Regions from separate parts of the Homo sapiens genome. Here region 2 is linked to region 1. Evidence: chromatin loops called from intact Hi-C (ENCODE). Cell type or tissue: PC-9. All regions are shown on one strand. Links, peaks and the distances in the headings refer to the core of each region. The heading gives the core; the rest is flanking DNA.

What was found. Hi-C counts contacts between places; a loop is a spot of excess contacts. Peaks named below come from ENCODE experiments on the same cell type or tissue, not always from the same donor. Only the 100,000 strongest peaks of a DNase experiment are listed, where the experiment ranks them.
Region 2: a loop joins it to region 1, with 3 times the contacts of the local background. A loop is called at or near these places in 1 of 110 quality-filtered maps.

The regions. Positions count from the first base shown.
Region 1 is chr6:113,349,229-113,354,614 of GRCh38, forward strand. All of the region lies in intron 3 of LOC107986637 (a long non-coding RNA gene), which reads right to left. Among named protein-coding and RNA genes, the nearest start is that of LINC02518, 82 kb to the right of the region's middle. In PC-9, for the core only: no CTCF peak of the experiment used is centred there; DNase peaks (open chromatin) are centred at 3,103 and 3,523; H3K4me3 peaks cover 874 bases; H3K27ac peaks cover 4,548 bases.
Region 2 is chr6:113,877,256-113,882,641 of GRCh38, forward strand. LOC124901382 (a long non-coding RNA gene) reads left to right here. Exons shown (of 3, transcript XR_007059716.1): 2 at 3,519-5,386. Among named protein-coding and RNA genes, the nearest start is that of MROCKI, 6.6 kb to the left of the region's middle. In PC-9, for the core only: a CTCF peak has its summit at 2,458; a DNase peak (open chromatin) is centred at 2,406; H3K27ac peaks cover 1,051 bases.

The DNA.
Region 1 (5,386 bases), core at 154-5,153:
ATAAAATGCTAGTATCTCTCTAATGCCTATTTTCTTCTTATTTATCCTACCTGTATTATTTCTTACTTCCTTCCATTCCTCCTTCTCTCCTGGATTTGTAAAATATAAATCAATTAACTAAACTTACTTTCTTGACAATAATCAGCCTTAAAACTTTGTGTAGCCCAAACCCTTTTTGAATTTAATTGTAAGTTTTAACTCTCTTTTCAGGAAAAAAAAAAAATAGCATATGGGATAATACAAGCAGGTACCTGAATAATATTTCAGGCCCTTCATGGCCCACACTCAACTCCCTAAAGAAGCTAGAACCCCTATTCCAGCTTTCCTCCTTTCCTCTGCTCTCTAGTTGGATTTTCTTATCTGACATTACTCTCAATAACACATTAGAACCTTTCCTTTTCAGGGGCCAAGGGAGAGCTTTCCCCTTGGTCCTCTCAAGTTTCTATGAAAAATCAACTTGCAAAAGGTAGATTAATTGGGGAAAAGGTTTACAAATTTATTTAATGTGCATACGCAGGAGCCTTCAGAATAGAAACCCAAAGATACAGAAGAAATTGTTCATTTTATGCTTAGGTTAAATGAAGTATGGATGATTGTGTAGAAATATGATTGGACAAGAAGGGTATGATCTCATGCTAATAGATCGAGTGAGGAAAGCCAGCAAGGCCTGTCTGTCTGTATTCTTCTTGGCCCCTTTGAGCATGTATTTCTTCCTTCTAGGTATGAGGCAGGACCATCTCTGGAATGGGGGTCTTATGACCTACAGTCAAACAAGGTATATCAGATAAATTATGGCCAGTTTTTACACAGAAAGATGTCAGGAGGGAGTTAAAGTAATATTTTTAGGTTTTTATGGTTGGCTTTGGGGAAAAGCGGTTCTGGCTTCTATGACTTGCCTCGCAGAAAAGAGATTCTAGTTTCTATGATAGTCCTCCAGGGAGAGTGGGACTATGAAACAGGAGGGCAGGAGAAGGTCAGAGAAAATCTTTTGCTTCTGAGGCTGCTTCTGAAGCCTTCATTTGGGTTATTGTTTTCTGAGTCCCAACACCCCTCAATCCACTGGTAGAATAGACTTTCCATTTGCTTCTGCAGCTTATAGTCAGCAGTTATAGGGCTAGTGGGCAGGGATGAGGGTGTGGTGTTTGATATGGGAGAGAAAGGGGAATATACATCACCCAGTTTCTTCTCACAACCTGCTGGACCTGCAGATGACCAGTTTAGTCACCTATGTACAGTCAGTGATAAATGTGACAAAAATACTTGTGACTCCCAAACATGTGGGGAAATAAAGGGAAAAAGATATAGTCTAAAAGACCAAGAGAACAGCCTCAAAAGTAGCAGAAGGTTCTGCATAATATAGGAAAGTCTTTGTGGGCTCTGGCTACCAGATGCTTGTTATTCAAAGATTTCATTACGGTGCAATTCATAGGCATCTAAAATACCAGGAAATATACTAATAGCATTTGCAGTCCATCCCAAACCAGGAAGATTTCAAAAGTGTTCCATGTGAGCTCAGCCTTTTGCTTTGTTCACAAAGCAACCTGATCACTTGCTTAAGAGAGAAAATAGACTGTTTTTTAACCTTGCCTTTAAATTGTGAAATTCCTGTGATAAAAATAAGAAATAGTATATGAAGCCTTGGGGTCAGATCACCCACTGGTTTTCAGGAGTTCTCAATAGAGTTACTAGGCTTTGAAGCAACAAGGTGAAGGGAGATTATGGTTTCATACTAGTATTTGAATTTCCTGAGATTTATTTGCTTGAGAAAGACCCTTATCATCGTTGAAATGTTTAAAGAATTGAAAGAGCTGTTTTCTTGTTTGCAAATCCACTTTTTGCAATAGAAACCTCTAGGATGGAATGGAACAGCCACTGAACTTAAAACTGCATTTTATATGTTTTTTTTCTTACCCGATAAAAATACCAATCCCAGGATTCAATTTGTATAATTCTTCTTTCATACTCCAGTAACATCCTTAAATATTGGAAAAATCTTTACTTTGTGGGGGAGGGGAAGAAAACGATAACAGATCCTCTACCACATGATAAACCATGATATTTTCCTCAGTTGTTAGTCACATTGTACTTTTGGCCATGCCCCAGAAACCACAACCCTCAATTACATTTGCTTTCAGACATGTGGAAGAAACACATGCTAAAGTAATTAGCAAAACTATGACATTTACATTTTTCCCCTGTCAGTCCCTGTGATTCTTCAGCATATGATTCTACGTGAACCAAAACAATCATACATCAAGCTGACCACATTTATCCTTATCTAGTGCTTTGAAAATGTCAAAAAGTAAAACAGAAGAAAACAGTTTTTTCATAGACTTAGCACACTCTACTCCCTGTTTGGCAACAAGAACCACATGTGACAATGGCAGGAAGGTAAAGCATCACGTCTTATCCCAAAGTCATTGCACTCTGCAGACAGCCAACTGAGTTTGATGACTAGTGGCTCTGAGCTGTCTCATTTGCCCTGCATTTGCTGTTCCTCCTTCTCTGTTGATAGATTCTAGTGCTCATTAAATGAAACGTGTAGTACAACCTGAAATTAATGACCTTTAAGTAGAAAATGAAAATAGAACATCAAATTTTCATAGTATCAGGAGATTTGTTGCAGCAATGGTAAGTGTATCTTCTAACTCCATCAGCCAATATGTAATAGAACATCTTAGAGAGCAGTAAGAGTGTTGTGCATTTGCTTATGCCCCTATTACCCAATTTACTTGTAGGACTTTAATAATTGTTCACCATTGACTTCATATCTTCATAATCCCACAAGCATTCATTAATCATCTACTGTGGGCCAAGCACATAGACACTGCATGTATAAAGATGAATAAGGCATGGCCCTTGCTCTCAGGAAGCTCACAAAATAGCGGGAATGACAGACATATATGTTAATGATATTGCATAGTGGGATAGAGTTATAACCAAGCTAACTAAAACACTCTATGAAGCACAGATAAAGAGACTTCATCTGTGAGTCACAACGGAAGCTGTGACCCTGACCACAGCCAAGAAATATGTCTTTAGTAATCATGCTACCTATCTTTTTGTTTGCCTTTCTAGATCTCCTCCCTACCTTTCTCCACCCTGTTCTTGCCCCATGAAGCTGACCTCTGAGGACTGGACAAACAGGCTCTTTTGCCCTCTTGGCAAGAGATAAGAGGATTAAAGGAAGAGACTAGGCTATTTGTTTCCCTTTACTTTCCTGCCTAGTTTCCATGGACTGGTGGCATCTTTCTACCAAAGGCTATAGCTCCTGTCAGAGCCCTTTCCACACAACTCCCCTCTCCAGATTCCCAGTCCCACTCTCCCCTTCCCCTTTTCAGCCTAGGAGAAATAACGATCCCTTGTTGGCTTCCTACACTCTGCCCACACCTAAATAAAAAAATAACCCTTTATTAAACTCTCTTCAGTTACCCAGTTTGAAAATTTTGTCTGCTTCTTGCCAGGACTCTGACTAATGCAGTAACCCTCTAGGAATTTAAGGGATTCAATAATTTCAGTGTTACTCATAGAGAATCCAGCTTGGGAGCACACAACTAGGGTCTCACCAGTCACTGAGCAAACCCATCACAAATGTCCTCAAAAGATACCCCTCCTAATAATTCCAGTTCTTACCCAGGAGAGCCACTTACTCTAGAACAGGCCCTACCTCATCAATCCTGCCATAGGCAAACTGAAATAACAACAGAGTTCAGGACATGCTACACAAAAATATGGCACCCTAGCATGTGAGGAAACAGCAGAAGTAGGATATAGAAAGAATTCCACTTGTACCTTTGCCCCCGAAGCAGGCCATAAAACCTCCCCTGAAAATAGGTCATAAACCTCTCATTCCAGAGGAGTCCTCTGTATTCCTGGAAAAAGGAATGTCACAGAGATATTAAGAAGCATTGGGACAAAGCGGCCTTCTTAAGTCCCCCCAGTTTATTACCATTAGATCATACTCTTTTGTTCTCTAATCATACCTCTCTGCGTGACTGTCCATAAAAATATAGTTTTCCCTGTTTCTTTGGGTCTTTATTTCTGAAGGCTACCATGTCACATAAAATTTGTATTAAATAAATATATATGCTTTTCTTTTGTTAATCTGTCTTTTGTTATAGGGGTCTCAGCCATAAACCTTGTGATGCATGAGGAAAAACTATTACCTTTTTTTTTTTTCTACACTAACACCCACCATTTTGCAGTGAGGTCAGGGGGTAGACAGAATTCTAAGAGACCTCCAAGCTTCCCAGCCCCTGACACACACACATTTTTCCCAGTAATTTAATCGAATGCTGATCTAGTTGCTGCTATGAAAGAATTTTGGAGATGTGACTAGGATCCCAAATAAGCTGTCCTTAAATTACAGCTATTATCTGGTGAGCCTGATCTAATCCCATGAGCATTTCAAAGCCAGAGAGTTTTCTCCAGCTGATCGAAGGAGTGCATGTCAGAGGTATATGCTCTGGCTGACTTGGAAGACAGCAGGCATCCATACTATGAACTGCCTATGGAGGCCATGTAGTAAGGAACTGAGGGTGGGCTCTGGGAGCTGAGAGAGGTCCTTGGCCAACAACCAGCAAGAAAATAGGGCCTCAGTCCTGCAACTACATGGAAATGGATATGTCCAACAATTACTGAACTTAGCAGAGGACTCCAGGACTCAAATGAGAACCACAGCCCGAGCTGACACCTTCATTCAGCCTGCTGAGACCCTGAGCAGAGAATTTGGCTATGTCATTCAAGATTCTGCCCAACAGAAACTACGAGATAATAAATTTGTGATATTTTATAGCTACTAAGCTTGCAATAAATTGTCAGGCAGCAATAGGGAACTAATACAGGCAACATGGTAGCTTTGCTCTGCTTTTGGCAAATGAATTAACTTAAACACAAGTTTCTTCAAAAAAATAAAACATATTCCTTTCAGTGCAAACACTTTGATATATTAATATATTATCCATTCATTTGCCTTATTATGTAGTACTTAGTGTACTGCCTGATATTGAAAACATCTAATAAATAGGTGCTGAATGAAATATACAGGAATCATTTGACATTTTCTTCATTACTCAGATTACTAAATTCTAAAAGCATCCATTATTTACTAGACTCTGTGAAAGATTGGATTACTCATTACCAATATCCACTGTCTTTCATTAGGAGAGGGTTATGCTTTCCTGTACCTTTGAAGTAAGGCTTGGCATGTAATTTACAGCAGCTAATAGTAAGCAGAAGCAATATGATCACCACCATGCAGAAGCCTTAAGAGTCCTTTTGTGCTTCGCCCTGCATTTTCCCTGCTCTCATCACTAGCGTGTTTCCAGGTAGGGGACGCTCTACCTGAGGTTTTGGGCCACAGTGATGCAGAGCAGAGCCCCAGTCA
Region 2 (5,386 bases), core at 51-5,050, 530 kb after region 1:
TACCTATTGTTAAGTGATGGGTGTATATCAGTACAGTATAGTGATACGTACATAATATAATATACTATGTATGTATGCAAAAAGTATGGGCACAGGGGAAGATGCAAGATTAATTACTTACATATTACATTAATATCTTTAGAAAATACACAAGAAACTGTGTAGTTAAGCACAAGAGTGTAAGAATGGTCACTAATTTATCTTTGTGCCTGGTGAAGTTTGAATAATATGAATGTATTACCTTATTTTAAAAGTTAAACTCTAAAAATTATAACAAGTATTATAGGCTACATTTCCTGAACTAAAAATTAAGAGATATTTGGTAGAAAGCAGGAAATTTGAAATACATTCCTAAAATATCTATCATTTTGATAGTGATTATATTCACAATGTGACTGACAGAGGAAGAGAATGATCCAGGGTGGCCACAACAAAGGGATGGCTTTTGAGCTAGGTCTTGAAGAGTGAAATGATGACCTATAAATATTGGCAAGTTGCAGTAAGAAGACTGAAAAGGATCGAACCTGATGGTTTTCTTTTTTTTCTTTTCTTTTTTTTTTCTTTGAGAGAGAGTCTTGCTGTGTCGCCCAGGCTGGAGTACAGTGGTGTGATCTCAGCTCACTACAACCTCTGCCTCCCAGGTTCAAGCAATTCTCCTGCCTCAGCCTCCTGAGTAACTGGGACTACAGGAGAGTGCCACCACCCCAGGCTAATTTTTGTATTTTTAGTATAGATGGGGTTTCACCATGTTGGCCAGGCTGGTCTTGAACTCCTGACCTCAGGTGATCCACCTGCCTCAGCCTCCCAAAGTGCTAAAATTATAGGCATGAGCCATTGCATGTAGCCTCTATTTTTTATGTGAAAGAAGAGGCAAAGTTATCTCTGAAATATGATTTTTTGAGAATAAAGAGGAAGACTTGAAGAGAATGAAAAAGGTTAACAGCATTTCCATAGGAAATGAATTTAAAAAGTAAGAACAAGTAGAATAGCCAGGTCAAAAAATACATGAATTTGCCACACTGTCATCAACACAGCGATGAGATTTTTGTCTGCCTACTCAGTTACAGAGGAAACAGATCGTGAACTGACACAGGGTTGAGGATGAACAGCACAGGTGTGGGAGGAGGATGAAGGAATGTGAAAGGACACTGATGTGAGAGATGTTAAAAGCCATTGACCATGCAGTCCTGCATGGAAACCCAGAAGAAACAGGAGACAATGGAAACTCAGCAGCACCCATACAGACTCAGAGATGGTAATGGGAGAGGAGGTAGTGAAGTTAGATGAACAGAAAATAATTTGATTATTGGTTTGAAGTTGAAGATTTCAAACATGAAACAATTCTGGGTGAAGATACAACCTAGACTAGAATGACTGACCATGGAGTTCTGCTTCTAATACTGGCTGTTGGAAAGCTATTGATGCTGTTTTATTTGGAGACATTACTTTTTGACTGAAAAATATAAATTGGATAGGCACCCTTAAAAACCTGGGGCATAGTTCTAGTGATCATATTTTATAAACCCAAATTAAAGCAGATGGCTTAGCAATAGCCCCTACATTTTGGTAATTTGTTGATGTATTTATATGAAAAGACAAAATAATATGTAACATATAACAATATATTGGTTCTATGTCAGAAAACTCAGGAACCACAGTTTCTGTAGCCATTATAGCAGTAACTTTTAGAATGACAAATAACAATGAGGCAAAAAATTAAATACTTCCAAACATGCTTAAAATACAACAATTTTGAGTTAGACTGTAAACTTCTTGAGAGAAGAGACCATTTATGAACTCCTGTGTTTCAATACTCCTTTTGCACAATTGTTCCCTTCATCACTACCAATATTTAGGACAGTATGGGCCAACAGTAAGAGATAAATAATACTTCTTGTTTAAATTCTTGGTTGGTGATTTTATCTATCTCTTTTGGGGAGGTGCATTCCAGCTAGAATAACTTAATTTTTTTATCCCCCAGAAGGATGGGTGTATTCTTTCTTGTTCTACTGCTAGTTTAAAGAACAGGCGACTTCCCTGCTCAGATTCCAAATTCCTTAGGAAAACAAGAAGCGACAACAAAACCACACCAGTAACTTCCACTCACATGTCAGTTTTAAAACAACTTGGGAAAGGTCAGTCTATTTGACTTCCTTCTATTGTTGAATTTACCCAGTTCCTGATTATATTACAGTCAGGTGGTGATTTTTAAAGGATATTCCTTTATCTGTTTCAGTTTTCTAAGCGACATAAATTAACCAGGAGCTTTCTTTTCACACTGAATACTGTTTGTCTTGGGAAAAGATTAGCTGTGATTTAAAATTTTTTTAAAAAACCTGTTCTCTTTAGCTCTTGCCTTTGCAAGCACACCGATAGCACTGGAGTGGGAACCCGTTGAAGAGATAGGTAGAAGGGAGCCAAGGAAAGCTCACCAGTGACACGAAGAGGTCACTGGTGTGTACTGTATCTCAATTTCACTGCCAAGGACACTCCTTAGTGGATTAAGCACTAAATTTAGACTTACTGAAATTATAGTCTTAGCCTTCAAACTAGGATTTCAGTTTGTTTTGATTTCTATTATCTCAAAGTTATTAGGTTTGTCCCAATTATCTGAAAACACACATTTATACTATGCAGTGGCTGAGTATAATGTGTAGAAAATTGTTCCTTAGGAAATCTTTTTAGTCTATCTTATGAACAATTCAGAATAATATATTATTTTTATATTTATCATTTTATTGATTGTTATTTTACTTTTCAGTTACCAATGCTACTCTAAATTTTCTATGGTTTTCTATATAATCTCTATATAATCTCCATATTTTTAGTACATTACATTTTTTTACCTTTATTATTATTATTTTTATCTCCCACTTGGCTTGGCTGCTTTAGTACATTTTTAAATGCTGCACAGACAATATCTGATAGTTAAAGTAGAATTCAATGTTTTCTTTTTTTTTAACTTTTAACTTCTGGGGTACAAGTGCAGCTTTGTTACATAGGTAAACTTGTATCCTGGGGGTTTTGTTGTTGAGATTATTTCATCACCCAGGTATTAAGCATAGTACCCATTAGTTATTTTTCCTGATCCTTTTCCTCCTCCCTCTCTCCACCCTTTCAAAGGCCCATGTGTCTTGTTGCCCTCTGTGTGTCCATGTGTTCTCATCATTTAGCTCCCACTTATAAGTGAGAATATGTGGTATTTGGTTTTCTGTTCCTGCATTAGTTTGCTGTGAATAATGGCCTTTAGCTCCATCTCTGTCTCTGCAAAAGGATACAAACTCCTTCTTTTTTATGGCCATATAGTATTCCTTGGTGTATATATACCATATTTTCAACATGAAAAAGGGGTGGAATATCAAAATCATCATTTGAAAAAAGAAATCCACAAAACTGGGTGGGAGTGGTCTGGGAGGAGATTGTGCTGGATGAGGAGATGTGTTTAGAGCATAACTTACTTTCTTTCTTTCTTTGTTTCTTTGTCTCTCTTTCTCTTTCTTTCATTTTTTTTTTTTCAGACAGAGTCTCTGCTTGCTCTGTCACCCAGTTTGGAGGGCAGTGGCACGATCGTGGATAACTGCAGCCTCGACCTCCCAAGCTGAAGCAGTCCTACCACCTCAGCCTGCCAAGTAACTGGGATTACAGGTGCACACCCCCATTCCTGGCTTTCTTTGTTTTTTCTGGTATAGATGAGGTGTTGCTGTGTTCCCCAGATGGTCTCAAACTCCTAGGCACAAGTGATCTTCCCGCCTTAGCCTCCCAAATTGTTGGGATTACAGATGTGAGCTGCTACGCCAGGCCTAGAGCATAAATTCTCAGATTACTTGAATGTGTTTCATGGGTAAACCTGCTTTTAGACTTCAATAATACTACTTACCAGAATAATGTTCCAGAGGCAATTTAGTATATGTTGGTCATCAGTGTTTAGGAATTGGGTAACCAAACCAGCAAGCTTAAAGTAACGGACAAGGAGTGCAGAGCAATGGTTATGAGCACACATTCTGCTTTGGGGAATTTGCGCAACGTGACCTTGGGCAATTTACCTAGCCTCTCTCTGCCTCAAGTTCCTCACCTGTAAAAGGAGGATAACAGAACTACCTCTTAAGATTGCTGTGAGGATTCATGAGGTAATAATATATGTATCACACGATATTGTGAACATTAATCCTGGCACATAGTAAACACTCAGACATCAACGTGAATACTCTGCCCAGTTTTTAAGTTGGTGTAGACTCCAGATGAACCATAAAACTGGTGGAAGTTTTAAAATAATGCCCATTTCTAGAGGTGGAAAAAAATAGCAAGATCAAAGAGCCCTGGCCTCTATGAAGGGATTGTGAAAGAGGAGAGAGATAATTAAGCATTTGGTTTGTACCAAGGAGGAAACACGTTTAATTTATAGCAGGAAAGGCTTAGTTTCAAGTTGGTAGACTTCCTGGCACATTGCGCTGTAAGATACTATTGAGCTGAAAATTGCAAAGAAAGGAGAACTTACTCAATGTCAGTCAAGATGGCATTAGTAAACTTGGAAGCTTCCCTGCATCTTTTTTGGATATGAAGTATAATGATTTGACATAAATATACTACTGCCTAAAACAAAAGAGCTGGATTCTACCACTATTAGAGTCACTTAACAGGGAGAATCACTTCACCCTGGGTCTCCTGATAGCAATTCAGTAACTAAGTTCCCTTGGTTGAGTTCCAAGACCAGTAATTCTTATAAGGAGGTTCACTCTAGAGCAAATAGTGTTTATGGTGATGTTTAAGCCTTACCCACATTCAATTTGAATTACAATGGAAAGTAAAAGTATTTGACATCTAATAATCCATTTACATTTGTTAGTGATCTCAATTTAAATCACCGTGCCTATGGCCTGACAGATGAGTTACTAGATTTTGATTTTCCTGAGGTTTATAATGTTTTAAAACTCATTAACATTTTAAATATTTACTATCTCATTTTATTACATAAAGCAGCACACAAACAAACTGAAAATTATTTCTAAACCAAATTTAATCCAGAACAGTTATTAAAACAATATATGTTAAAAAATGACATTTTAAAAAGCAAATGTGAAGAAGATACAGAGAAATACTGGAGTATCCATTGTCAGAATGATTTAATTTCAGTTCAAAGGGATTTGAAGATCAGTTAATTTGTCCATCCTTCGTCATGTTATACACAGGCTGCCTCTTTGCATGTTCCTTGAAGTTGTGCAGGACAGAGCCTGTGTGGCCTCGCCCAGTGCCCTGGTGATAGATGGGAAAATGGACTTAAATGCACTTGCCCCAGGCTTCTTAAAATGTTTGATTTCTTGTTGACTTCTTGGGTGCTTTCCAAACTCCACAGTGTTGAAATAAAAGTTGACCTGCTAAATCTAAATTC